Linked DNA regions of Homo sapiens: region 2 is linked to region 1. Evidence: chromatin loops called from intact Hi-C (ENCODE). Cell type or tissue: heart right ventricle. All regions are shown on one strand. Links, peaks and the distances in the headings refer to the core of each region. The heading gives the core; the rest is flanking DNA.

Region 1 (15,713 bases), core at 3,200-11,199:
TTCTCTCCAACATTTTAAGATTTATCTATGTTGTTGAATATATTTCTAATTCATTATCTTAAAATTATGTACTTTTTTCTAAATAATTTATCCATCTGTTTTCACTTATTCTTTTCGTAATGAGCACCTAGGTTATCTCCAAATTCTTACTACCCCAAATACTGCTGAGATAAGCATCTTCACACTCCTTTTCTTATTACCTGTACACAAGTGTTTCTGGAGTATATATCCAAAAGTGAGTTGACTAACAATTAAGGTAAATGAAGAGATTTTGATTAAGAGTATAATGAATCTATAGATACATGTAGAAAAAATTTAAATCTTAAAAATATTAAGTGTTTAATCTGTGAACATGTTATATATCTACCCCATTTTTAAATATTTTTAAATTTATCTCAATAATAACAGTTTTTGGTAAATTGTCTTACAAATATTTATTCAATTTATCTCTAGATATTAAATAATTTGTATGATAATATAAATTCTATATTTTTAGAAATTTGTTTTTGAAATTTTCTTTACTGTTATGGAGAAATAAAATGGGAGATGGCCTCCACTGTTCCCATTTTACTGTAAGTCTCTTGGGAGAAGGACTGACTCTTTAATCCCTGTTGTATCCACAACACTAAACAGGATATGTATACTAAATAAAATTTTGTTGAATAAATGAATAAAAATTTTATAGGAGCACATATACCTATACATTTAGAAAGCTTAATTCTAGGTTTTGTTTTTGTTCTTTCTTGTGGCTTTTTTTTTTTTTTTTTTTTTTTTGAGACGGATTCTCCCACTGTCACCCACCCAAGCTGGAGTGCAGTGGTGAGATATCGGCTCACGGCAAACTCCTCCTCCCGGGTACAAGCGATTCTCCCACCTCAGCCTCCCGAGTAGCTGGGATTACAGGTGCCCGCCACCACGCCTGGCTAATTTTTTGGGTTTTTTCCAGTAGAGACAAGGTTTCACTATGTTGGCCAGGCTGGTCTTGAACTCCTGACCTCAGGTAATCTGCCTGCTTCGGTTTCCCAAAGTGCTGGGATTACCGGCATGAGCCACTGCGCCCTGTCAGCCTCCTCTCATTCTAAAATGGATATGATATGGCCCAAATGCATAATGCTGAATTATTTGACCACAAATCCTAAGTCTCCACTCTCAATACAAAAGACAATTATCTCCAATACTAAACACATGCAAAAAAAAAAAATGTAATGACATTACATTTATAGGTTGTTCAAAAGACAGAAGCACAAATAAGGTAACAACTCTCAAAGTCTAATTTTCTTGACAAGGTACTTTTTTCTTCAACTAAAAGAAATGTAGTGTTATAGTTTACACCTGTGAGAAAGTTCAACAAAAGAAGGAATCTAATAACTTATCCAAATTTCCAGTTTATTTTAATAAGCATTTTCACATAATCTAAGAAATAGAAAATGCAAACAAATTTGTCATGGACATTAAAGTGAGGCAATTTCCATGTGCTGATTCAAATCAAAGATTTGGCCCCATTTCTTGGGATGAAATATCTGCCAACTGTCAAATGTCAGGCTAGATGAGGTTGGAGGAGAGGAAAGGAAGAGCAGACTGAGAAAGAGAGACTCCTTCTGCTTACATTGTCATGTTTCAGCACTATCCATGCACTGTTGTCAGGAACCATTAGTGCATTTGGTCTAATATTCAGTCCAATCCTACCATCTGGACAGTTCAGTACACTTCTGCTGATTTAAAACTCAATGTAATAAGGAGATTTTTGTTTGATGAAAAGGTGAATCATTGTCACTCTTATTTCTACTATTCTTCCACAGCAAATGAGTAAGCAGTAGCCACCTTTCTTTCTAAGTTACCTTTCGACATTTCATTAGATCAGATATTTTTCTAATGAGAAGAGTTTACCTGTTTCTTAATGCTATTATATCATTTGACTTAAGATTTTGGAGAATATTACCATTTATGGTTTCATATGCTGTATTTTCTTTGAAAACTTCTAACCTGCAAAAATTTTAATCTGTCAAGACTTCATTTTATTAACAAATGTGATGGATATATGGCAAGCATTTCTGAAGTCAAACACATTGATTAATATTTCCCAAGATTTAGATATTTAATAAAATAATACCTAAACACAAATTAAACTTTAGATATATATCTTACATGACTGGCAAAATTAATTCTCATTACCAAGATTGCATCTAAAAATTCTAAATAGGCTCTTCTCATTACATTTGATAATATGATACTGTATAAACCCAAATGATTATTTCCATTTTAATAAGAGATTTGCCAGTGAAGAAAGAGTGAAATACCACTTTAAAGTTCAACATTAGTCTTTTTTTAGCACTACATATGGGACACATAGGAAATATTCAAAATCAATTAGTTTGGTTAGACAAAAATTTAGAACAGGAAAATGGACTTGCTATTTGAAATGGTTCTGAACTTTTCAAATGTATGAAAATATAGTGAGATGTAAGGTAATATAACACTAACTTATTAAAATCTAGTGGCAATTTCTTGAGAAATTGATTATTGGCATTTAATATTACAAAATATTTCTTAGAAAACATTTTGTTGTGATGCAAACAACTGTACCAATATAATTTCACCAAATAATATTAATTAATGATTTCCTAAAGACACAACCTAATACACTGTAGATGTTGAATAATAAAATTATATGATATATAGAGTATTATATATTTTTATTACATATTTATATTAAGGATTGAATATTTATTGAAAGTAAAATGCTAATTGGTACATGGTAACTTTTTGCTATGTTTTACTCTATTATAAAATACCATTTACTCTGCTATATGTTGTCTATTTACATACAGACATGCAAAAATTTTTTTTTGGTTTTATATTATGAAAACCCCATAAAATTGCATTCATTTCAAATGTGAAGAGGTCATTGACTCTATTCTCAAATGCATTTGCAGATCATTTGGTAGGGTCTGAGGGAGAGCAGGAAGGCAATATAAATTCAAGTTCCTGGACAGAGTGCCTAGAACAGAGAGCCCTGGCATCTAAAGGGTCTAGAAAATGGGAGACAGGAGTTTGGTAAATTAGGTAAAGTAAGCTAAGTAATATTCTACATTTGGAATAGGAAGTATCAACTTTAAAGGTGTTCCAGCAATTGGCTAAACATAGACACTGCATCAATTACAAGAGCAAAAATATAAGTAGTCAAGAAGGAAGTTAAAAAGAATAAAATTATAGGAGACAGGTAAATAAAGTGGTGAGTATGGTGGAAGGAGGCTTAGATGACAGGATTCCTATTACTCCTGGGCCTTATGGACACTGGGCAAGATTTCTAATGTGTATTTTTGTTTATTAAATATCCACAGTTGTGTTTTATCGTTTCTAAGATGCCATGCTACTTCAGTAATTACATATTGTCTTAAATATTCTCATTTCCCCTCATGTAGATAGCTTTTAGGGAACCACATAGGAAGCTGAAGGAAGAGAATGTCCACTCAGTCAGCCAGATATGCTCAGTGTCTCATACAAAGATAGTGATATATGACAGCTAACCTATTCTCACTTTTGAAATAAACCCTTATATTTCATCCTTTGAAATATTTTTTCATTTATATTTCTTCAGCTTTTCTCTATATTACACATTATGGGGATATGCTGTAATTAAAATTGGATACCATTATAATCTATATACTTTATATTACATAGATTTACTATTAAATAAAATGTTTTATAGGTCATTCATTTAATTTTTCTCTGGGTTCAGAAGTGACAAAGTTTAAAGTCATGTGCATATGTCTTTGAACTCAGTAATGGATCAGACATTTCAGAGTTAGAAAAATTGGCAGAAGCAGTTTAGGAAAAGAGCATTCAAGATTTAGGAGTATATTGAATGATGAGAAAAAACTAAGAGAGAAAAAATAATAAAGGTACCAGATTAAAGAGAATTTTTGTTGTGGTGGTATTGTTTGAAATTTCTCTATTTTTCTCTTTGCCTTCAGGCAAGATTCCTGTCTTCTAACCTAACCATATAAATATGTCTTCTATCTGAAAAGTATTTCAGAGCTTTTCTTGGAAATGTTTCAGTATTATCCAAGTCTCACCACCTAAACGTTTTTGACAATTTTACTTTATTTCTGTGACTTAGTTTGATTTTGTTATGTTTCACTTTTATGGATAGGTAAAACTTCTAGAGATTCCTCAATAGATACTTCCCCACATTTGCTCCTTACCAATTATCAGGGATGTAGAGTTGATAAAAGGTACTTTCTTCTCCAACTATCTGTGTTGTAATTATTCTACCATCACTATTAGAAAAAGAGCTTTTCATAAGACTGTAAAGTTGATATTTCTTCTGAAGTGAGCCATCCAATATAGTGCTACTCAGCCATTTCATAGCATGAAAATAAATGAGGATATCTGATCTCTTCTTTCCCAAAACATGAAATATGCGCTTCCTTGACCACAAACATGCCTAACCAGTCATTCTAGTTAAATGTACCTTGTGATATTCTTATATGAAGAAAAGAATAATCCATGTATCTCACACAGTAGTCTTATCAAATAAGCAGTTAATAAACTACAACTGTGATTAATTTTATTCTGACTAGTGTCTTCAAGTCAGTTCTACCTTTCCTTTCAAAAGTTTATGTTTCTGGGTTTGTACTTATTTCCTGGAGCACTCTGAGGCACAACATGCTTTTCTTTTACTGTTTAGTTTCCTTTTGGTTTGGTTCAATCAAATGAGAATTTAAGCATCCAAGTTTCCAGTTTTTTAGTACAAATATTTCCAGAAAAACTGATATTCATACAACAGAGTCCAAATGAAATAAAAAGTGTTTTTGAAATAATTAAAATTATCATAAAGTACATAAAAGAATAGAAAGGTGAACATTTCTAAGAAGGTTTTGATAACAAACATAAGCTAAGACTTGGACTAGCAAATATTAAAACACAGTAAAAAGCTAGGATAATCATGACATCACAGGGCTGGCACAGAAATAGACATATTTATCAATGGAACAGAACGAAATCTGGAAACATTAAACCCTATACAGGAACTAAAAAAATTCATGGGGTATGGATCCATTGTTCAATAATTTGTGCTAAGTACCAGTTACATTGACAAAAAATTAGATCAGACCTTACTATACATTATGTGCATATAATCTCTTGATGAGATAAAGATGTGAAAAAAGCAAAGAAGACTGGAAGAAAATAGAAAAATTAAAATTTGAGGAGACTTCATATTTTGGTTCACCCTAAGATCCTAGAAACCTTAGAGTGAAAAATATATACATTTAATTACATAAATATAAAAAACTTACATTGGCAAAAAGTTATAATGAAATCAAAACAAAACTTACAGATCAAGAAAAAATGATGACAAACAAGTATTAAATAAGTAATTGATCCGTAAGTTAATAAGAAATGTAGGTAGTCCATCTTTCATTTAAAAAGTCCAAGAAAAAAAGCATGTATTTCACTGAAATAAGTACAGGCAAAAACGTAAGAGCAGATTATTATTAGTTATCAAAAAATAAAGTTGATAACAGATACTACATTCATTAGTTTAGCAAAAATAAAAATTAATAGCATCCACTGTTGGTGAAATTCTAGGTATGAGAATAATGTGATTATTACAAGCTTTTGGAAAGTAATTTGGTATTTAAATAGTTATAATTTAGTTTAATATTATGTAAATTTAATATTTAAATAATTTAAATAAATAGTACTTATAGCACTTGGACTAGTTCTCCCATTTCAACCACTTATTAAATACAAATAAAATTAGAGGATTAAAAGATAAATATTCCAGGATAGTTATTATAGCATTGTTATTAATATTAAAGACTTGGAATAATCTGAATTTTCCTCAAAATTGGAATGATTAAATGGTACACCTATTGATACCTTGGTATAAATGTAACATTGATTATTATGTGGTTATTAACACAAACCAGGTTGATATATGTGTTACTTTGAGAGAAAATCTAAAATATATATTTTAGCAAAAGCAAATTATAGAATGTATATAGTGTGTGTACATGCACATGTGTAATCTTTGCAAATGTTTAAGATGCAAAATTAACTGCATGAAAATTCTTGTCAAACTGCTAATAGTGTTTATATTTGAGATTGGAAGAAGAAAAGAAAATTATTAATTTTATTTTACACACATCTTTTTATTTTCAAATGTTACAATGATTGTAATTTTTGTAAGTTGGACCACTGAAGACCAACAAGTATTTCTAGTTTTTAATTTCACAGTCAAATGTAACTTGCTTAGTTACAATGCTCTGAGAGTTAATATTTGCTTTTTACTTATGAAAAAATTGAGTTTCAGAAAGGTTAAATGACATATACAGTGACACATATCAGAAAGCGCTCGTGCCAAGACTCAAAAACAAGCATATTTGTGACTCCAAGTTCACGTGCTTTCCAATTTATCCCATTATTTCTTGACTGTGTGTATGTAAATGTGCATGTGAATGTTGAATTTTTCAGACTGACACAACTGGGTAATTTAAATTGGATATACATTGATTCAGTTCATGTTTCTTGATGTGTAGACCAAGAAATTGAGTAGAAGTCTTAGATATCTCAGAGAATCACAAATGTGAGAGAAGTCATATTGGCTTAACCACTTTCTCACTTTTTTTTCTTTTTCTTTCTTTCTTTTCTTTTTTTTTTTTTTTTTTTTTTCTGTTTGTTTAGTCAAGAAAACCTGGGACCAAGAAGGGACAATTTTTCAGCTTAGCACAGTAGTAAAGAACAAGAGCTTTGGATTCAGGCAGATCTAGCATCAATTTCCAACTGAGTCATTTATTAATAGTGGCATTCACTGTTATATATCTCTAAACCTCTATCAACCGTTTAAGCCAAAACACCAAAGGTTTATCCTCAATTTCTTTCTGCCTTAAAACTTTATATAAAATCCACAATTAAGTCCTGCTAAAATGAGTTCCAGAATATCTCTAATTAGACTATGCTGTCAATATCCACTGTAAATCCAAGCCACAATTATATTTTGCTTCACCTATTGCAATATCTTCCCTAAAGTTTAACCCCTTTTCACTCTTGCCTTCTCAAATTCATTCTTTGTAATACTGCCCTCTCTTTAAAATATGCATTATATTAAGTCACTCTACTTAAAAGACTTTTGTGGAGGATAGGTTTTAGAAGAAACCTACCTGCTTTACCATGATCCAAAAGGCCCTCATTATCTGGCTCCTGCCTAAGGCTCTGGCCTCATATCTCAAACCCATCCCCTATTCCAGAGTTAATATGATTTTATTTAAGTTGCTCAGGTTTTCAAGTTCTCTCTTGGTTCAGAGCCTTTCCCCTTTGCTTTTTCTCATACCTGGAAATCTTTTTCTTTTACTCTTCATATAGCTGACATGTTCTTATTATTCAGGTCTTAGATAAAACTTCGTGTTCTCATAGTTCTGGAGGTCTGAAATCTGAAATGGGTTCACTAAGCTAAAATCAAGGTGTAGGCAAGGCTGAATTTCTTCTGGAGGCTCTAGCAGAAAATCCATTCCCTTTTCTTTTCTAGCATCTAGAAGCTATTTTGCCCACCACGTTCTTGATCACTGACTTTGTTTTCTTCTCCAAATCTTGCTAAAACCATCCACTTTTAAAATTTTTCAGATATTGAGTCCTCTCTGCTAATATACTCTTTTTATTTTTTCTTTTAAGACTTTGAACACATTTTTAAGAACTGTTTTAAAGTTCTTGTCTGCTAATTCCAATATCTGGGTCATCGTGGAGTCTGACTGCTTATTTATCTTTCCTGTGAGAATATTCTCGGTTTTTATACACATGTAGTAAAATTCTACATGAACTTTAGTAGCATGTTTAGAGACTGGATTCATTTGTCTTTCTCTGAAAAATGTTGGCATTCGTTCTAGCAGAAAGTGTTGGCTAGCAACACTGACCCTGTAGAACCCTGGTCTTATACTTTTTGGGATGAGACTATTTGGGTTTTATCCTTATTCTCATTATGAATTCCTTATTCCTGGCATATAGATTTCCTTCCTAAAGTGCATCCTTTCTGAAATTTCAACAGAAAGCTCGAGGTTTTTATCTAATCTCTCTAACTTAGTGGGACTCAAATTCAACTACCCTGAGTTGAACTACCAGTAGTTTTAGTTCAGCTAACTTGAGACTGTCATACTGTGTTATATCCAACCTTGCCAGTTGAGAGGTGACATGGAGGAGATCCTGGGCCAGCAGCTCTAGCTGAGCTCTCAGCTGAGAATGAGTATCAATTTGACAGCTATGTAAGTGAGGCTATTTTGGTAGTAGATCTTCCAGTCCCATTAAAGCTGCCCCAGGTGACATTACATGGAGCAAAGAAAATCTATTCTCACTGAGCCTTGCCCAACTTGTAGAATTTTGTTTTACCCTAAGTATTTTCATTAAAAGCTAAATAATATGTCAATATATATTCACATATATATTATTCACACTTTTGACAAAACAAATACTGAACCACATAAATTTTTAAAAATAAAATTATTCATATGCTGAACACACACAACTAGCCCCCCAAAATTAATTCCATTAACAGTACATGGATCACTGTATGTATATTTTCACATATCATACATACATAAGCATGTATTTACATAAACTCATATGTATTCATTTATAAGTAAAGTTACATAAGAAGTTTTAAAAATATTTTCTACTACATATCTGATAATTTCTATACACCTATCAAAATGAATATGTTTACTTTATCTTATTCAACTGTTGTGTTATTTATGCTATACTTTGTATTATGTATATGCCAGAAGTTAAGAATGAGTATTTAGGTTATTTTTAACTCCGGAGGTCATCAATACTGCTCTAATAAACTTTCTTGTGTAGATGTGTACACACACAGAAATATTTCTGTATAATAAATTTTTACAAATAGAACTCACGTTAAGAAATTTACACCTTTTAATGTTTAATTAGAGACTATCAGTTGCTGTTCACAAAATCAATCATGTGTAACAGTCTTTTGTATACTAAACTCTTACTAACACTAGACATTGCAAATCTGAAAAATATTTTTGCCAGTATCATAAGCCAAAGTGACACCTCACTGCCATTTCAATTTTCATCTTCATATTTTTGTATTTCATTTTTTGATTTTTTTTTGTATTTCATATTTTTTGTATTCCATTGCCCATATGTATTTCTTCTGTAACATGATCATTCTTGAATTTTTCCATTTTTGAAATTATGGTTGTAATTTTTCTACTAATTTTTAAGGTATTTCAGAAATGTTATTCATGGTAATTTTTTGTCTCATGTATGTTTGAAGTATTTTCTACAAATTTGTTGCTTTTTTGTTGATGGTTTCTTTTATCATCCAGCATTTTAAAAGTTTTGTATAATAAATGTGAACAAGTGTTGCCTCTGTCCACTCTGTTTATCACGGCAGTCAAAAAGTCTCTCTATGTTTAAAGACATGGGGAATAGACATCCATCTCTTGATAGGGAGTGCTGATGTTCTGCAGACAATGTGGTACCAGAAATATTGCTCTGGACTTTTTATGAAAATACAGTCTGCCACAGGTTGCATTTCAAAAACTACTTTAATTGACACACACACATACATATATATATATATGTCACACACATACATATACATAGACACATATATGTGTATAGCTACAAAGTGTGTGTAGATTCAAAGAGATACAAAGTTTGTGTGTGTGTGTAGACATCAAGAGAGGGAGAGAAATATATAGATATAGATAATATAAACATAGATAGATATGGAAAGAAAAGTTAAAATCATTTTCTTTCAGAACTTTGAAGGTATTGCTTCATTGTTTTCTAAAATCTGTTTTGCTAAGGGAAAATCTGTTGCCACTTTGATTCTTGCTTGTTTGTAGATAATCTGAGGGGTGTGATTGTGTGTGTGTCTCTCTCTGTGTGTGTGTGAATGAGTGTTTAATTGCTTGCTTGTTTTTCTCTGCTAGCATTTTTTATTATAATTGTATCATTATCTTCTTTGTTTTGAGATTTCACCACACTAAGTCTACTTGTCTGGTTTTTTATCGTGTCTTGATAGACGTTTCAGTGTGAAGATATGTCTTCAACTCTGAAGCATTTCCTCGTCTCATTTGCGTGTTCTTGTCTTTTGGAATGCACTTTCAATGGATAGTAGGTCTTCTCAATGTACCACCCATGTCTTCATTTATCTCTTTGTCATTTTGTGCTGCCTGTTGAGCTATATCTTCCATTTTAATATCAAGATTCTATTGCCTTAAGGAATGTTCTACATAAAAATGTGAACCTGGTAAAGAAAATCAACTTTTAGTAACTTTTCTAATCGTCCAAAATTACCAATATACTCATTCTCTTTGTTGACAGTTTGTGTGCTTTAAAAATCTCTATAGGAGTCTCAGGAACTACTGAATTGTAACTCAAAATCTTTCCGCAAATTACTTTGTTAAAAATGTTTTGGATAGGTGAAATACATTTTTACTACATAAACACAAGCCAAAATGGTAAGTTCTATGAAATTTGAATATCACAGAAACATTCTGTGGGGTAATGGCTCTTAATTCCTTAGCACAGTCTTTCAGCTCACTAATTGTATCTTCATCTTTGATATTAATAATTTGGTTATTTTTACATAAATTTTATATTTTAATGATCAGTTTCTTCTTATCACAGTTTATTCTTGTTATTGTTAATGAATACTTTATCATACCGCCTCTATCTGCAGTCATTGCTTGTATTTATTTTAGTTTTCTATTTTCCCTTTTAAGTCTGTTCTTTGGTAGCTATTTCTTATATTTACTTGTTGGGTCCCTTTATTTCATGGCATTATTTTCCCTCAAATGGTGGGTGATTTTAGATTACCTGTTCTTATTTTCTAATGAGTTTCTAATTTAAATAGCAAATTCCTTCAACTAAAATAAAAAAATGCATTTTGCCTTCTTATAAGCTTTTTCTTGCTTATGTTCATTATATAATTTGTTCAGTTCTGGTTTTTCTATTAACCCAATTCCAACTATTTGCTATCTTATAAAATTACTCATAATTTCTGGTTTATATCTTTGGTGTTATAATGTTTACAGTTTTTTTTTAATTGGAAGATTTCTATGCAATCTACCATTTTGGCCTAATCTCCACCAATTTTATAGCCTGTTGGTAAAATCTTTCATATAAATTTTATCTCTTTTCATTATTTTTAAAATTCTACATTTCTATTGAAAATATGGTGACTCCAGTGTAGCACTATTGATGTATTATTTGCATTAGAGGATGATTTTTAATCCAGACATGCTCATTTTTCTAGCTGTAAGAATTGGACTAATTATTTGTTTTTTTATTTTCTGTGCTTCCAGATTTAAAATATAGATATAATCTATTATAAAAGCCCAGACCTATTTTCCTCACTGGATAATCTGCATGTTGAATCAAATGACAGAAGTCAGATTCTACTACAGCATAAGATAGTATATAGGAAAGGTACTCTTATTTGGTTCTTTTTGATAAATTTAAATCTCTTTGAGGGCAAGGATCATGTTTCAATTTTCACATGTATCTCATGCCTATGCCATGAAAGAATTACAAACATTTTCTTGTGTTTTATACCTTTGCACAGGTTGATCCTCCTGCTTATAGTTCTCATATTCCTCCTCCCATGGCTGACTCCTATTCTTCTTGAAGACCCAGTTAAAGGTATGCCCTTCATGGAATTGCTTCTCTATTGCCCAACCTCCTGCAGATGTGCAGCCTGTAGGCTAGACTGAGTTGAGTGTCTTCTTCCACCTGCTCTATTCTAGCCAAAGCACAGCTTAATCACTTAATTTACTACATTGCCTTATAAGTGTCTGTGTGATGAAACAGAGAGATTATGTACACTCCCCAAGGTCACACAGTTACTCATTTTCAGGACCAATATTCAAATCCAGAAATTTCAGCTCCAAAGTGTGAGCATTTAATACTATGCTTAAGTACAGGCTTAATAACACTAAATGAATATGCATCAGAAGAGTATAAAGCATACTGTGAGTGCTAAAACAGATATCATAGATGCTAAGCTATCCTATTTTGTGCATTCGTTTGTAACATTTAATATAAAAAGCTATATTTATACAGGTAAACTGGATAAAGCCACATAATTTCTTCAGAGGTCTGTAGTAAATTTCCTATGACAGTTATGGATGAGAAAATGGGTGCTTTAAATAATTTTTACCATTAAATTTAACACAGTATTTGCAGCACGCCCTGCTTATTGAGAATAAATTTTACCATATCGCTATTTTTTAAATTAAGGAAAATAATCAGTTACATTTGGATATACAGCATCTCAATATAAAGAAATGAAGTTACGTATTTGCAAAGGTTTTCTTACATTTTATGTAAAAACAGCTTATTTTTTTGAATGCATAGATATAATTAACCAAACTAGGATTGAGACTAGAGCATCAGTCAATTTTGTAATTCATTGGAAGAACTGCTTTTGTTTTGACCCTGCATACAAATGCAAAATATCTAAATTTTAAATATTTAATTGATTATATTTTTCTTTTAAAACTCTGTAGGTATAAATATTTGAGGTTCGCTTATATACATATGTATATTTCCACTAGGTTATGTTGGGGAACGGCAAGTGTAAAAAACCATGCAAATGTATTCTTTATTCTCATAAAAATTCAATAAAATAAACTTTTAAAAATACTGTCAAATAGTTAAATAGATGTTAAATCAAATTTTTGCATCAGAAATGTTCAGTAACTGAATAAACCAAAGCCTGAAAAAATGGCATCCTACAACACACACACACACACACAGTTAAATATGCCCTTTTCTGCATACTAAGGCATTTCATTCCAGCCTTTCTAACTCCCTGTGCCTGGAAGTAATAATACTACATATCTCTAAGTTTATTTCACTTCCTTTTTTTCTCTTCTCGAGCATTGTCGTAAAAATAAATGAATATTGTTCCACTGTGCATGCTTTTTACACTCTTCATGATGAGAATGGATTCATGATAACCCATTTATTTTCTTTTCTTCTAACAATCTTTGCGGCAGGAATGAGATGCCTGAATTTTAATGCCTAATATGATCTTTGGAAGACTATAAACTTTTAATAGACTTTAAACATAAAGTGAGGGAAAAGATAAATAGCAGAAAAGTCTGTGGTTTGATCCCAGGAAATCCTGATTAATCGCCCTCAGATTGTGTCAGACCATCCTGAATATTTTCTGAAAACAATTGGTTCGTTTTATTGCCAAATAAATTGTAATTGATGTTACCAACTTCTAACCAAATAAAATTCTAAATGAGTGAGAAGAGACATAAGAACATATATTTCCTTATGTGAGATAGCATTTAGGACATATCTCATTTTATTTGTTCTCTGTGCTATTTATTCCTGTTAGTTTTGTGTGATAAACACAACAGGTTTAAGATGACAAAGATTTTCTTTCAGACTGTACCTCCCTGTGAATCGTTCGTGAGTAACCATAAATTAACATAAGATCAGAAATATTCAATATTGTCTTTCATATCTCAGGGGCAAAATACTGACTACTTTCAGTGGTGTACAAGCACAGAATTTAAGGCCTCCTGAGAAGGAACACTCTCTTCTGCAATATCATCGTTAGCAACATTTCCTGTGTGATTTCATATTTTTGTTCTCTATTCAAATTGTTTCAATAAAATTAGACATTATAATATTTACAGCTCTTTATATAAATCAGCCTTTAAACCCGGAACAAAATGCACATGGGCTTTACAATCAGAAGAAAACAAAAAGAAGACTTAGGCATTAATACTGTGCAAAGGTTTAAATCATATATAATTTGTTAATATCCCTTTATTGACTTATTTTTAAAAATAAAAAAATGAAAATTTTTATTACATAAAAGAAAAGCAAAAACATCTCTTGCTGTGACAAAATACTATGCATTATTTTTCTAAAATTGCATCTCCCTTTAAATAGAGCAGAGAAGAAAACAAAACAGTTAAAAAAAAATTAGTTGGTATTGCCACAATATATGCAACCCCCTGAGCTTTGCCTTTTAAATCAGCATTCTGCTGTTAAATAATAAAAGAAAAGTCCCATTATTTTCCCAGCTTCACTTTGCTTAAAGTGATTGATGTAGAATTTTACTGCCATCCAATGGCAGCCGCCTAATATAGCTCAAGTAAATGTCTAAAGCCTTTTGATCAAATTACAGTCTAGGGAATTTAACTTATGTAGTACACTCAGAACTTACATCAATACATCTGTTTGTTACACAGTAAGAAAGAAATATCACTGCAGTTTCAATTTATTGTTCGTTCTCCAAATTCAATTTAACAGTGAATTACTAATATTGCTGAACACAATTACCTAAATGAATAAATCAACCTAGGCTACTCACTAGAGAGAACATCAGAGCATAATATTAATTTTTACATGTACCTCATCATATTAGTTTAAAAGGTTTCTTTTTACAACTAACAATCTTTTCCTACCAGGCAAAATAGCCTTTATTAAAAGACTGTTCTCAGTTTTACTTCTGTTATTTGGAAGACATTTGAATATTTTTACCTGATACTGTACATCATATAATTTCTGATTAACATTAAATTGCATACTGTTTTAATTATAATCTTCTTTCCTAAATGATTATTTAGATCATTTCTCAAAAAGGCAAAATAAAAATTATGTCTGATTGATATGAATGAGTTTGTGCTTAAAATATTCAAGCTTAGTTATTTAAAATTCCTGATTTGAGTTAAAAGAGTTGATGGGTAACAACCTAATTTTACTTTTCATTAACATTAACTAAAATATAATATATTTGAAATTATAGGTAATTGCTATGACAGAATTATTTTATTTCAATAAAACTTCATGAAAAGTATATTTTATGATTTATTTATATATAAATGACATTTTGCTAAAATATGAAGTTTAATTCAGTAATTAATTATTTTAAATAGAGGAAAATTTAGATAAGCTATCTGGCCTATAATATGAAAAGTCTTTTCAATGTTATTTTATTCAACTGAATGTTTTAAGTGTGTGTGTGTGTGTGTGTGTGTGTGTGTGTGTGTGTGTGTGTGTAAAAATAGCCTCAGGCCTGAAATACGTTTTGTACTCTGGAACATCTGAGACCAATAATTCAATGGAATTGAAACACAATAACATATTTATTTTAACTTACTTTAAATTAGAATATTTAATTCAAACTTCTCCTTCAGTTAAAACCTCACGTTATTGTTTTTCTAAAAGATCCCCAAATTAAATCCAAAACTTTTTTTAAAAAAAATCCAGACAAGACTTCATACTGAGAGAGATTTTGTAAAAGAGCTGAAAACAATTTAGGAATTTTGAATGGAAAGAGATAAACTGACCATTTGCTGATATAGATGGAATTTGAAGACTCGATGTTTACAGAATAAAGGACGAGGCAGCCATGCCTCTGTGCCTATAGTAAATTTGATTTTTGTTTCACATATTTAAAAATTATACCATCCATTTAAATCCTCCTTTATAACCAGATGATTTTGGTGTGAACCTCAGTTTTAATAATGTTTATGAAAGAAGTCTAAATTTTACTCTGCCTCAGCTCCATTATTGATAAGATTAGAAACTAGACCTGAAATAATGTCAATAGAAAACTCAGTTGCTTAGTGTACTTAGACATTGTTACGAGTTTGAGATAAACTAAATCTTATCAAAAGTCAATTCTACCTATACTATATTTTTGTGGTATATATTTA
Region 2 (15,713 bases), core at 4,732-12,731, 78 kb before region 1:
TGCATTGTTCATTAAGGGCATATGAGGTACCAGGTACTTTGCTAGGTGCAGGTAACAGTTTTTTCCCCAAACATCAGCTTTGATTCCTCATAGGTTTCAGAACTAAAATACAAACTCATTGGCTCATCAAATTTTTGTCACATTCTAAATTTGGTCTTTATTTTCTTATAGTTTTATGTCAAACTCTTTATGATTTCTGTCTATTCTGACCTATTATCTATTCTTTAAACATACTTGAACTTTTTTCCCTTTGAACTCATAATTTGATTAGAATGGAAGGCCATTCTATAAGTATTTGCCCTGCCAGAGTTGTTCTTGATGAAGAGAACATTTATTGCATATTTAGTTGCCTACCATTGATTCCCCACTTCTTTTACTAATATATCCAGAGTTCATTTCATAGCAGCACTACCTATGTCACTCTTAATCCGTTTCCTGCCATAATAATTGGTTCATGGATAAATATATGACCCAATCAGAGTAATTAAAAAGTAATCCAGGATCTAGCCTGGAGGGAAAGGTATTCCGTTTTACTCTTGATTGAACCTGGAAGAATATGGTTAGTGTTACTCTGAATAAGAAAAGAGTCTAGCCAAGGAGGAGTAGACAGATGAAGAAAAAAGAAACCTGATGTCAGTATGTAATCCTTTAATCAAATATTTTCCACTATGAGAGGCAATATTTTTATCCCTTTTCCCCCAAAGACAATTTACATTGAATTTTCTTTTATCTATATTTGCCTCATCTGTTTATTTCATTCTGTACTTCTATAGAGGTAAGAGTTTAGGGCACTACCTATGCATGACATCTTATATGTTCTGCTCCTTCTTTTAAAATTTGTCTCCTCATCCACTAAAGAAATTCATTGGGAAATTTAGAATATGCTGTTTCCATAGGGATAATAGCTGTTTAAATGTATATGATATCTATTTTAAAGAAAGCAAATACATATAACAATATATTTTGCATCTTTCCTTATAAGAAAATACAGATTTGTATGTGTGTGTATGTGTGTGCTTTAAAAAGGCCAGTTGGTCTAAGAGGTTTCCTTTTAACTCTACGTACAAGTGCAAATCCAGTTAATTCTATTAATGACTAAAAGAACAATGAAAGCAAATTTGTAAATGGATTTTATGTCCTAGTATGTATAAAGCACTTTAAGAATGTCTCGTAGCTCTCAGAATCTTCCCTGACCTCAGATCAATGCTAGAGGTGATCTTTACGTTATGTCAACATTTCCACCAGTGATGTCACAGTCTATCTGCTGGGCCACCAAAAGAATGCCAGGGGAGAGAGTAGTTACTGGTAACTATTTTCTCGTAGTGTGTATCAAAATGGACAGCATTAAGGTGTCATCTACAAAGAGATCATCTTCCATACAAGAACCAGAGATTGATTTGCTGGGATAGTGTATTTCATCCACTAAAAAGAATTATTGTACTACATGACTTTTAAAAATACACTGTTTTCCTTCTGATATTTCTTTGAAAATTTCCTAACAGATAATTACAAAGCAAGAGTATAATGACTTTTAAACTTTTTGATTGTGTGTATGATAAAATGTACAGCTTTCCTGAATCATTCCAGTAAATTTTCCTAAATCATTCTTTTACTTCAGAGCAAAGTTGGCAAGGAAAAGTGTTCCTGATTAAAAAATAACCTACTGATGTTGTTATGTGGCCATTTTATGTTATATATGTTTTATATGTTAATAGGTTATATGGCCATTCTGTTATGTAGCCATTCTTGTGTGTGTGTGTGTGTGTGTGTATGTTTATGTGTAGTTGAGCTAAGTGTGGAAAACCTGTGTTTAAGATTTTTCTGACTTACAAACTCATTAATATTGTCATTAAAGACGAAAAAAAGGTTTTCTACTGAAACCTCAGTCATTTCTCTGACCACTGGTTTCTGAACAAAGAAACCTCATTGAACATGGAGCATCCTGAATCACCATCTTTTGACTCTTGCACATTTCAACTCCTGAAGGCAGAATTTATAAAGACACCTCACTGCTTTGTATACCCTACACTTGTCAGTTTCTAAATTTAATCTTTATGTAATTGACATTTATAACTAGCTTTCATTTTCAAGTTTAGAAGATACCTCCTGTAAACATATATGGAGAAGGTTTGAAAATTTTACCTTTCTGTTGCTGTTTATTTATTTTTAGAGGCAAAGTTTCACTCTGTGACCCAGGCTGGAGTACAGTGGCACAATCAGCTCCCTGCAGCCTTGAACTCCTGGGCTCAAGCAATCCTTCCACCTCAGCCTCCCAAGTTGCTGAGACTACAGGTGAGCACCATCTCGTCCCTCACCCGGCTAATTTTAAATTTTATTTTATTTTTTCAATTTTTTTATAGAGATGGGGGTCTCTCTATGTTGCCCAGTCTGGTCTCAAACTCCTAGCCTTAAGCCATTCTCTTGTCTTGGCATCCCAAAGTGCTGGGATTACAGACCTGAGCCACCATGCCCAGCTTGTTACTGTCTTCATTAAAACTTGCAAATTTCAGAGAAAAATATATTAATCAAGTCTCAGAATATCATCAAAATTATTAAGGCAAGCTGTCTTTCAAACTAAATTCCAAGACATTTTTCCTTTAAACTGCCTTAATTTGTTTTCTTTGTAAACCTGTACAACTTAATTAGAATGTGTTTGACTAAACATCTGGATAAATGTCACATTTTCCCAAATTGGCCTACATGGACAAAAAAGAAATATGTTATTAGTATATTACACAATAACTAAGTCGTATGTGGTTTTAAACAACAGCCAGGGGAAACATGCCTGTCATAAAAGCATCACATACATTACTTCTACTGCTTGGCTAGCAGATATTCAGACACCAGAGTTAAATATTTTTAAGTAGTTTCTCATGAGAACAATTTCTCCTGAGATAAATATATAAAAGAAGAACTAAATAGTGAAGAAAAACTAGTAATAATTTTGCAATAAATCTGTAATTTTTGTAAAAATTAGTAATAAGTTTGTATCTACTATTTATGATACTAAGTTTCTGTTTGCTGTTGAGTTCTGTTGAGGATTTGATGACATTAAAGAAGCCATTTGCCTATGGAATCGCTCTCATCCTTTCTCATATGCTAATCTCCCGGGAGAGTTCTTCTTCTGAACATCTTTCATCTCCAGTCTAATAGCCACAATAATATATATCACAGGGGATGCTTAGAAAAAAATATTGAGACAAGTATAAAAAAGTCTACCATAGAGTCTGACTTCTATCAAATTCTAACTTATTATTTTCTTTTTTCCTCTTTCTAACAAAAAAGATAATGAGAGAATTGCTGGCTATTTGGAAGAGAGAAAAATCATATAATTTCAAGACTTCTAAATTTAACAGTAATAAAGTAATTTTTTCTAGATTAATTGCTTCTGAGTTTTATGAATGTTTGAATTCATCAGTATTTATTGTTTTTACTGCAAAATTCCCATATCCTAGATGTTTTAACTTTAAGTAGAAAAATAAAATTTGATTCCCATGTTTTGTTTATAATATAATTTAATTAATGGAATTGCATTAAAATGGTGCACAATTTTAGGCAAAAAATACAATAAATATTAATGATATTGTTGTATGGAAGTAACATTAACTGACCTGAAGATACTATCAGTGAACATTTAGATTAGTTAACAAAGGGAATGAACATGAATGGGCTACCTTCTACGAACTACACCGTATGCTAGGTCTTGTGTAACCAGTATCTCCTATTAATCATTGTGGTAACTGTTTGCACTAGATGTTATTATATACATGGTAAGCCAAATATTTATTTCCTATTCTTTTCTTTTCTTTTCTTTTCTTTCTTTCTTTCTTTCTTTCTTTCTTTCTTTCCTTCTTTCTTTCTTTCTTTTTCTTTCTTTCCTTCCTTCCTTCTTCTTTCTTTCTTTCTTTCTTTCTTTCTTTCTTTCTTTCTTTCTTTCTTTCTTTCTTTCTTTCTTTCTTTCCTTTTCCTTCCTTCCTCCCTCCCTCTCTATCTCTCTCTCTCTTTCTTTTTTTTTTTTTTTTTTTGGCAGAGACTCACTCTGTCGCCCAGGCTGGAGTGCAGTGGCACAATCTTGGCTCACTGCAACCTCTGCCTCCCAGGTTCAAGCAATTCTCTGTCTCAGCCTACCGAGTAGCTGGGATTACAGGCACCCGCCAACATGCCCAGCTAATTTTTGTATTTTTAGTAGAGACAGGGTTTCACCATCTTGGCCAGGCTGGTCTTGAACTCCTGACCTCGTGATCTGCCCACCTCGGCCTCCCAAAGTGCTGGGATTACAGGCATGAGCCACGGCACCCAGCTGGTAAACCAAATATTTCAAGTTAGGAAGTTCGAGGCTTGAAGAGATGAACAATTTACGGAAAGGCACATGGGTAATAAGGGAGAAATCTGATTTCTAAACCAAGTTCCTTTCCTCCAAAGTCCATGCCTTTCTCAGCTACCCTGTCTCCACATAGGACCACAGAGTTCCTCACTGCCATTGCCTTAGAAGTGGTGATTCCCTTACCACGGGTGTTTGTGCAGATTTCCCCACCATGCAGATAATGAATGGGTTGAGAAGAGCTATATTGACCAATGACTACCATTTGAGTAACAGAGGTGTCTATATACTTGAGTTGTGAGGTATGTAAAGAATGGATTCTTCTATATATTCAATTTAAGTGGCAATTTGCTTCTAAAGCCAATACCCCAGAGCCCATTTAGCTTAAAATATGGCAAAATTATTTTACTAATGGTGATATTTCAACCACTGATGGTCTCCATTTTTCTCTATTACCCCTTTTGAACACTTGCTCTATATTGAATCCCGAGTGATCTCTTTAAATCTGATGACATATTTCTTTTGCTTCTTTGATGGCTTTCCTTTGCTGTGTTTGAAGACCCCAATTCTTCCTCTAACCTTCAAGGCACTCCATAAGCTGGTTCCCACATCTCACATCTGCAGCATCATCTCAAATCTCTCTTCCCCTGAGACCATGCCCTCTAGTTACACTGGCCTTATCTCAGATGCTTAAAATACATCAGGACTTACATGTATGCTTTCTCTCTCTCTAGAAAGATATTTCTTCCTTCCTCCAAATTTTTTGTTTAATTAATTGCTGTAGAGTACAGCTCTATATCTCAGCTCAAATATCACTTTAGGGGAAATCATCCCTGATCCTCTGTACCAGATCTTCTGTGTGCCTCCTTAACTCCATGCTCTTTTTCTTCATAGGACTTATAAGAATTTAAATCATATGTTTGTGCAATTATTTAACTAGTGTATACCCTCCTAAACTGTAAACTCCTTTAGACCAGTGTTTATTTTGCTCAGCATTATTCACTTTTGGATTACCTTGTTGTTTTGCTCAACATTATATCACCAAGCATGTAGTAGAGTACTAAGCATAGGTAATCAATAAATATTTGGGGAATAAATAACGCATATTCTTCTAAACTGCCTTCTTTTTCATTTTTCTTATTTGGATGGATATGATGGAACTTAAAAAAATACAAAAAGTTTAGTGATAGAGGACAAAGCACGTGGATAAATACTATGATCTGAATGTTTGTATGCCCCCAAAATTGATGTGTTGAAATTCTAACTTCCAATGTAATGGTAGTAGAAGGTGGAGCCTTTGAGAGACAATTAGGTTATGAGGTTGGAACTCTCAGGAATGGGATTGGTGCCCTCATAAGAAAAACTCTGGAGACCCAGACAGTCCCTTCCACCAGGTGAGGAAACAGCTAGAAGGCACTGCCCACAAGGAAGTGTGATACCATTGGCACCTTGATCTTGGACTTCCCAGCTTCCAGAACTGTGAGAAATAAATTTATGCTATTTATAAAATGCCTAGTTTTTGATATCTTTGTTATAGCAGCCCAAACAGACTAGAAAAATAAGCCTGTTGAAAAAAAGCAAAGATATTTGCATCTCATAATTTCATTTGCAAAAGAACACCTGTTACAGAGAAAATCATTAAGAGAGAGACAATGATTCTCTCTATACACGTTAGTTGACCTTTCTTTCCCCAATACCTCTGCATTTGCCCAATGGATTCAGTACAGAATGACCATGGCTGCATAAAAAAGAGATTATGAATGAGCTCAGCAACACCTATCCGTATTCAATGAGACTTCTCTGACAATTGCCACTAAGAAGTGCCCAACTTGCCACTAGCAAAAACTAAAGCTAAATTCCAAACCTGACCTCTGAATTACAGGGGATTATCTGTCCATCTGGTAGCAAAGTGGCTTCACTGGACAGTTTCATCATGAAGAGGACAGCAATTTATCCTCACTGGAATGGATATTTATTCTATTTAAATCTTTTCTTTTCCTCTTTGCTTTAGTTTTGCTAGCACTGACATCCATGAACTTACTAAAGACCTTATTCTCTACCATGATGTTTCACATAATGTTTCTGACTAAGGAACTCATTTAGTGAAAAGAGTCATGCAGCAATCTTCTCATACCTATGATATTTACTCCTCTTAAAATGTACTCTACCAAAGTCAGGTGTCCTTACAGAGCAATAAAACAGTAGAATTACTTGCTGAGAGCTGAAAGTCAAAATCTTGAAAATTTAGGCACTGTCATACAAAATTCAGGGCATGCTTTGAACCAACAGACATCCATAGCTCGTGTATATAGGTCCAAGAATTGAAAGATAGAAGTAAAAATGTCTTCTCTCTCGTAAAGTTAATATTTCCTTTAAGTTTTTTTTTTTTTATCTTTTGCTTTCTGTCCTGAAACTCTTGGGTTCTGCTAGTTTAAAAGTCTTCATTTAAAATAGAGAAATCATTTCAATAAAGGACTAAAAGTGATTTTGGGAATTGAAAGTTGTGATAGCCACTTGGCTGTTTAAGGTTTCTCCTGCCAACAGGCAAAGAAAAGGGTGCTCTGCTCTGTCATGACAGATATCCGTTATTATGAGGGAGAGAGAGAGCTCTTTGTATAGACCCCAAGAGATTATTTGTGATCTCCTTTATTTTAATATTTAGAAGACTGTATGTAAACCAATAAAGGGTAGTATTACTTAGAAATTAGACATTGAGAAACAAAGGTTTAGGTTTTAAGCTATCTTACTGGGGAAAATTCTGGCTAGCTTAGGCTAAAAGAACCACAGAATGGATAGTGGAGAAAGGAAATCATAAATGGAAAATACTGTCTGTGATCAATTACAGAAACTAGGATGCAACCAGCTATGCATACGTTTTGTTGCCTATTTTGTAATTTTACACACACACACACACATACACACCATTCTGTTCTTTTTACCTACCTTTTTTCTAATTATTTTAAATAATAAATATAGTGAATAAAACTGTGACTGAACTAGAAGAGCAATTAACATCAAATTAACATCCACAAAAATGGTTACAGTGAGTGATAAGATTTTTCTTCTATTTTTAGGGGAAAGAATGAAAATATCATCATTTATATGTGAGATAGTTGCATCATGACAGTAGAAATATTATTTTGCATTATTGTCACTATTTAGAAGTTTAAATATAGTAAGAGAGCATATGGATACTGAATAATAAATATTGGAAATTACTAGACATTATTCATTGGCACTTGAGCCTGCTTATATCCCTGTCTTCTATACTGTCCTTTGTACAAAGCTAGCGTTAAAATACTCTCTTGCCAGCTGGGTTCTGGTTACCTTCTATCAATAGGGACACTTGTGAAAGATGGGAAGGCTGTCAGTGATTTAACACCATTCCCTTCTGGCAGCACTCACTGAGCGACCATAAATTCCTGCAAAAGTACAGGTGGTTCCAGCATTTGTGCCAGGGTTCCAAATGTAGCCGAGTTAGTGGTAACATTGGATGATTCTGGGCCACTGAAGGTTATTGCAGGCTATTTTAATAGCTCTGGGGATCTGGCAGAGATCCATTGCTATTGTGAATTTGGACTCTTTAAGAGGCAATATCCTTCAAACAACAGAGACTTGTGAAGCAACTACAGAGAACATTGTGGGCTTAGACAAGCTTTTGATATTTTGCTATTGTGGAGACCTTAATATCTTTCTGTAGTAACTAATCTTTAGGAAACAGGACCTTCCTCTTTTTTCATTTTTCTGCCCTCTCACAAAAACATGTAAAATCATTTCTCATGTTATCTTTCTATTCAAAAACACTAGAATAGATTCTATTTTCCTTATCGGACATTGGTTCATTCTCTTCTTTCCTACCTCTTGATATTGCCCCCAAAACTTAGTAATTCATACTCATCTTTCATCTATCTACACACACTCCCTCTGTGATCTAATCCAGCCATAATCCTCCTCCAGATTCACATGTCCAGTTGCCCACTGAACATGTCCACTTGGATGTGTAATAGACATTTCAAACTTGCTGTCTACAAAAAATGAACTTTTGAACTTTCTTCTCACAAGTGTTTCCATCCTACAATCTTTCTGATCTCAGTTGATGGAAACCACCCTTTCATAACCTTAGATCCCTCTCCAAAACTTCTTTTTCATTCATATTTTATACCATCAGGGAAATCTATTTTTTTTCTGTCTTCAAAATATTTCTAGGACCACATCAATTTTTATCACAACCTCTGCTATCACCATGGTCCAAGCCTCCATTATCTTTCACCTGATTTACTGTAATTGTGTCCCAGATAGACCATCCTTCTATCATTATTCCAAATACTGCAGAATGCTACTTTAAAAATATTAGTGAGAGGTCCTATAACACCTTTGCTCAGAATCTGCCAATGATTCTCCTCCATTCAAAAGAAAATATAAATTTATTATAATAGATTACAAAATTTGCTTCACTCATATTAGTATCTCTTTGACCTGAATTCCTGAAAGTTTACTTTCAATCCACCATCCTGACCTTCTTGCTGTATTTTTTTTCTTTTTTCTCGCATGTGCCATGCTTTCTTTCACTTCAGAAAATTTGTTCTACCCATTCCTTCTGCCTCAAGCTCTCTTCCCCTACAACATCTACAAGGCTAACCCACTCACCTCTATTAAGTGTTCTCTCAATGTTACCTTCTTAACTAAGCCTATCCTTACTACCTGCGCCCTCTCCCAGCACTATAGATTCTATTTTCCTTACTTTTTTTCTCAATATGACATATATTTAAAGAATACTATACTTTTACTGTTTATTATTCATTGTCTCACACACAAGAATGTAAGTTTAACGAGGGCAAAGATTTATTTTTAACTTTTTTAAAAAAACCTTACATATCATCCCAAGTACCTGACATGTTCTAGGCATTCAGTGAATATTTGTTGAATGAAGAAATAAATTTCTTTCCTGGCATATCTTTTCTCCCCTAAATCTAGGAGAATTCTTTTAGAATAAAGACTGCTGAAATATAAAAGCAAAACAAGCTTCCTTTTTCTATCTTCTTAGCATATTCTTTCTCTTTTTCTCTCTCTCACACACACAAATACACACACAAACAGACATATTCAGGTACAGACAGACACATGTGCATGCAGACACACACAGAAGAAAAACATGCTAAGCATGACTTAAAATGTAGAAGGTTTATGTTGCAAGTGGGAGTAAAAAAATATTATGTGAAATTGACTTTCTGATGGCACAAGAAGTAGAATAAGGTTCTAAGCGCCACTTGAATCGTGCACAGTATGCTTTCATTATTATTCACCCTCAATTCTTCTCATACTCAAAGAAGGAAATTAAGATAATACCAAAACAATCATCCTACAAGAGAATGTTTTTATTTTTGGAGATGCTTTCAGCAGCTAATGAATGATATTACTTAATTTGCATCAGAGTAGATTATTATTCTGTATCTTGGAAACCTCTCTTAAATTTTTTTCAGAGCTTGTATCATATTGTGATAGTCAAGTGAATGATAGGAAGAAATAGTAATTTAATGGTACATTGCATCATTCTTCCTCTATGCTTCTCCATTATTTTTTCCTGCTCCATCAAAGAGCTTACACAGGTTTGGAATTTCCAAAAGAACATAGGTTATCGTGGAAGCAATTGCATTCTCACTATAGTTTAGTTACCAATGATTTTCTTTATATAATAAAGATAACAAATTTTGTCTGTCTATATCCATAAAATATGTTGGTTAAAATCCTTTTGAGAGAAATTAATCTAACAGACAGATGTAAAAATTTTCAGGACAGGCCTGGCGCTGTGGCTCACGCCTGTAATCCCAGCACTTTGGGAGGCTGAGGCAGGCGGATCATGAGATCAGGAGATCAAGACCATCCTGGCCAACATGATGAAACACCATCTCTACTAAAAAATGCAAAAAAATTTAGCCGGGTGTGGTGGCACATGCCTGTAGTCCCACCTACTCAGGAGGCTGAGGCAGGAGAATTGCTTGAATCCAGGAGGCGGAGGCTGCAGTGAGCCAAGATTGTGCCACTGCACTCCAGCCTGGCGACAGAGCTAGACTCCATCATCTAAAAAAAAAAAAAAAAAAAAAAAAAAGACTTTCAGGACAAATGTCTACTGTCTTGTGGATATGAATGTGAATTTCAAAGTTGGGAATATGGATGGATACTGAGAATGCCAATTCTCCTAGCAGTTGGCATAACGACTGTGTAAAGAGAAAGCTACTCAAGTTATCATATTTTCCCTTGACCTTGCCTGAGCTACACATTGTTAAACTCTCTAGAGGCCACCCGTAACCTAGGCTAGAAGGCAACAAAAGTAACCTGGTCACGAACAGGTTTATTTGTTTCAAGGTGGCCAGTATTGGTTTGGTTATGAAAGCCTAAATGGAATGTTTTGGTATTGTGTTGGGCTGTGTAGACTGGAGGGATGAAAGCAGAGGCTTAGGAACTACAAAGCAATTGACATATTACCCTCTACTTGGAAAAGGAAATACATATCTACATTATATAAAATACCTCTCTTTATTCCCCTTTCCCCTCCCTCCTTCTCTCACGTGTGACACCTACACATTAACAATAGGGATAAATGCACAGGCAGTATTGCCCACATTTAGCAGGTTGGCTGGCAATGTAGCACAGCTGAATTGTCATGGTCAGTTTCCAGAAGACTGAGATAGGCAACGTCTGACTCCCGAAAAAGGAAAAAATTCATAGTGTGGAAGAAAATGGAGAGCCCTAGGATAAAACAATAGCTTTACTGATAGACTGAACCATCAATGTCCAAGGATTAAAAGAAGATCAAAGTATATCTATTCTGTTGGGCACCTAAGGTGTTTCATATAGTTGCTCTTTATCTGGTAATTAGCAGTAATATCCAGGTATCCAGCTAAATTGGGGGTAATTACGGGTTTGTAATTATGGGGTTTAGAGTCAGACAGATCTAGGTTACTGTACTAGCCATGCCACTTTTTACCCTGTGATGTTTAATAGATTTTCTGACCTATCTAAGGTTTAATCTTTCATTTGTTAAATGCACACAATGGTAATATGTTTCTGATAGGTTTGCCATAAATATCAAGTAAGATAATGCATATAAAGAACATAACATGTTGCCTAGGTCATAGGAGAGGCATAATAAATATTAGCTTTATTGACCTTGACTATTACAAGTAATTACTTTCTAGGCATTTTGTTCTGAATTGGTTGGAAAGTGAGTCTTATTCTATTTTTTATTTCAGATATTTCCAGTAGTTTCTTTAAAGAGAGATATGCTAGTTAAGACTACATCCTGAAATCTGTGACCTCACAGAAAAATGTGTTTTGTATGTGAATTATATATGCATGCATAATTCTTTTCAAAATGAACCACTTCCCACTTCTGTCTAAATAAATCATAGTCAAAGTTTATTTCCTTTATAATCATGAAAGCATCCATCTGGAGCCCCAGTTAAGATTCTGATACTTTATAGGTAATCATAGAAATTCAGTAGCTCCTGGGAGATAAAAAATTAGGATAAAAATAACAAAAACCCCATTCTATGATCCCTAAAAAGAAAGCATGCCATAGAATGGTTTGTTCAGCTCAATGAGATATTCTCATTATTAGTCTAAAAATTATGAAATTGCCAGTGAGTGTCAAAAATAATCAAATACTAACAATCTGAAGTTTCAAACTAAATATCAGGTGTGTTTATACAAGTAAAGTTAACTACATTTCCTCTTTAGTGAATGCTAATTCTAAACACATACCTTACTTAAGCCATGTATTTATCCATGTCATGCCTAAGCTATCATGGGTGAGGTATGGTATGAGTGGGATTCTTGGGCGTAAATGATGGAAATCACTTTGGCTAACTAAACACAAAAGGGATTTCCTGGAAGGGCACATCATGGTATAGAAAGGAAGTCTTGGAAAACCAGGCTTAGGCAGAAAAGCCAAGACCCTGAAACTTGTCAACTTAAGATACACCATAATTTGGGACCCTCTGCGATCTCTGACATTAACTGTTGTGCTAACTACTCCACGTATCTGCCAGAAATAAGCTCAACTGGATCCTCTTTTTTCTCATACTCTCTAAGTTTGAAACTCTGGAATGGAATGTCTGATTAGCTGCTGTCACATCCTCTTACTCTACCTTCTGGAGATATAACAACTTCCTCACTCAGTCTTTTGTAATGGGCCACAGAGCCCTGCTTCCAACCCATGTTGTTATTCCTGCCAAAGAGGAAGTCTGTTTGTATGCTGGATACATGTACATAGTTCGCTAGAATTCTTTCTCTGGATTTATTGCTGTGTAACATTTTGTTAGGGTAGTAATCTGGGATTGACACAGACTGAAGAGGTTTTGCATTTTCCATTATTTTTGTTTATAAAAAGTACATATATTCATATATAAATATGAAAATAATGTATGAATTTACAATGATGAGCTAAAAATATAGTTTCTAACCATTAAAAGTTGTTAATTTAGAATTTTCCCATATTGCTTTTTCTCATTTTTACTATCAGTATCAATTGTTGGTACATATAGAATATTATGAAAGTAATATGAAGAACCATTTTTTTGTTGTTTCATTGTGCAAAACATACTTAAGGGAGTGCTACCACAGATGTTTTTTACATGTAAGAAAAGTCACACATTTGATCTTTGTGTAGAAGATACAGAAGATCATCAGTTTAACGAAAGGGAAACAAAAATCAATTTTCCCCCAATGCACTTGTATGAACTTAATCAAAATTGAAAAGTAAATAAGCATATTTCCTGATGGTCTTGCTTTCTGTAGGAGGTAAAATGTTTGCATTGTTGTTGGCAAATAAAATTATCTTTTATGACAAACGAATTCATCTTTTTCCAAGGTGAAGAATTCATTTCAGATTAACTTTAAACTTATATGCTATAGGAAAAGTTAAAACTTTATTAAGAGATATTATGACTATATTTAATCACAATTATTTCACACTGGGAATAAAACTGACTGAATTCAACTATCATGTATTTCCCATGATATTTCAGTCTTTGAAAGACTTTTGAGATCTCAGGGGCAGTGTATTCCTTACATGAGCACTTCTTAGCATATTATATTTCCCAATCTCAATTATCTCTCCCTTTACTCACTTAAAAGATGCCTGAGAAAACTCAGTTCTCAGAATACACATTTAAAAGGTGACCTATTCTTTCCGTCGAGTTAACAAATTAAAATCATTTTAATTTTGTCTCCTAAGCTTTGCTGTTTATAAATGCTTTCTTCTTTTCTATAGTCAAAAGGTTTTGTTTTGTTTTGTTTTTTAATCCCGCCCCCTTTTTGTTGGTACGTGGGAGGGGAAGGATGGTGTTTGAAGTAAACATGCTTTCAATGTTAAGGGCAAAATAATTTTATTGACGGACAATGGATTAGAAAGTTACAAAACATTATGAAAGCATAGCCGTAACACAGCAATTAGATATATAAAAAATACTGATGGTCCCTTAGGGCTCTGCTTAAAACACGGTGTTTTTCATTTAGAAAATGAAATAATTTAATTTATTAATTGAAGTAGCTGTACTGGTGAGGCACTTTTCCTGTAATTGGGATGGCTTTTACTCAATCATTAACAACTTGTTTAAAAGTATTCATCTGAAGATGGCTAATGGTCATATTGGAGGGTTAGTTCTTCACCATGAAACAGAACGAGGCAAAAGGGCCTGTACTGAGTATTGGTCTCTGATCTTGGTGCAGCTAGCATAATGTTCAATCACGTTTGGCCATTTTTTCCTATTTAATGCTTAAATGAAGCATATAAATTAGGTATTTGACTTCCCATTTCTGTGAGGAGGAAAACATTTATTTTAGAAAAACCAAAAACTCAAGTTCTAAGACTTTGATTTGTTTTCATTTCCCCTGCAGTCATTTCTACTGAGAACATCCTGTCACAGACACCGGACACATTGCCATGTAAGAGAAGCATTACCAGATACCAAAATGTTGGGTCGTTTTAATTACACAAATAACACAATATTTTTTTCCTAAACATAAGCATGAGTCCATGGTATTTACCTAATAAGAGAAAACTTGGTTGAAAGGGGAAGCTTTTAATATGGTTCCAGGTCTGGTGACAAGGTTATGCATAATAGTTTTTTTCTTCTGAAGAATAGGATAGAAAAACAAAATACAAAGATACCAAAATAGGGAATAAAGGTATCTGTATGTATTTCTGCTTTTGTCTTTAGGTAAATTTAATGTGAAAATATGTGTGTGTGTGTGTGTGTGTGTGTGAGAGAGAGAGAGAGAGAGAGAGCATATTAAATATATATTTTAAGTGACTTCTTTTGAGTTAGAAGAATTTTAGCAATTATTGATTCTCCCTAAGTTACCAATGTTTGCCACTTCATTTGTGTATTTAGAAACAGACAGGCTAAAAAAATGAAGAGAAAGAAAGAAACAAAACCCAACTGTGGCACCTAAGAAGGCAAAGAAGCAAATGGCATAAGACATCCATCTCTTCCCTTTTACTGCTTCCTTGATTCCCATTCTCCCAACTCTGATAAAAGCATTTTTACCTCACAATGGAAGTGAATGGTAAAATATATGGTATCAGCTAATGTGTAATCTTGATCTTGATCTACACCCGGGCCCATGACGTCACTGCTTGTGCAAGAAGAAAAGTCAAAGGTTTCACACCCTGTCTTACTGCATCATATGATAAGCATGAGGTGCCTCATGTTCTGACTGAGACAGCATTTTACTTCACCTCCCTCCTGATTCTGCCACTCAGGGCACTGGATGCAGGCACACTTCTTTGTTCGTTTGTGTAAGATCATACGTCCAGGCAAGACTTAATCATTATTGACTCATTTATTATATATCGATTAAAGAGACAAAATTTAATTAATCTTGAAAGCAGACTTGTACTTCCAGCCAGCTGATGGTGCAAAATTATCTAGGTCATTTGTTCAAAATAGAGAGTTCTATCAAAACCTTATTCAGACTGATTTTTACTTCAGCCATTTCCAAGATGAAATCATTATGAGAATAATCTGAAGAAGAAATTCCCAAACAATAGATATTTGTTACCCAAATTTCCAAAATAAACTAGTCTAGGAGTAAATATAATGACTCCAGAGTAATAAAATAGTATTTTTCTGGTGTTGCCACTATCCATAAGATTTCAGAAGTTTTGACATCTCTCAGATTTCTCCAACAGACTTCAAGCTGTCCCCATGGGGATCGCTGAAAGCATTTATTCAACTGATAAGCAGAGAGTACGATTTCCTCTTGCATACTCTTCTTGGATAACACAAGTAGTCCTCCATTTATCTTTTCTCCTACTCCAGCGATTGTGAGGATATGTCTTTCTTCTAATGCTCTGATGTTTCAGCTCTTATATAGTTATTTTTTTTTC

What was found. Peaks named below come from ENCODE experiments on the same cell type or tissue, not always from the same donor. Only the 100,000 strongest peaks of a DNase experiment are listed, where the experiment ranks them.
Region 2: it touches region 1 in a loop (9-fold over the local background); 3 of 110 quality-filtered maps call a loop at or near these places.

What each region holds. Positions count from the first base shown.
Region 1 is chr3:146,816,315-146,832,027 of GRCh38, reverse strand. No RefSeq gene overlaps it. Among named protein-coding and RNA genes, the nearest start is that of LINC02010, 98 kb to the left of the region's middle. In heart right ventricle, for the core only: no CTCF peak of the experiment used is centred there; no DNase peak of the experiment used is centred there.
Region 2 is chr3:146,896,169-146,911,881 of GRCh38, reverse strand. No RefSeq gene overlaps it. Among named protein-coding and RNA genes, the nearest start is that of LINC02010, 18 kb to the left of the region's middle. In heart right ventricle, for the core only: no CTCF peak of the experiment used is centred there; a DNase peak (open chromatin) is centred at 7,741; H3K27ac peaks cover 1,498 bases.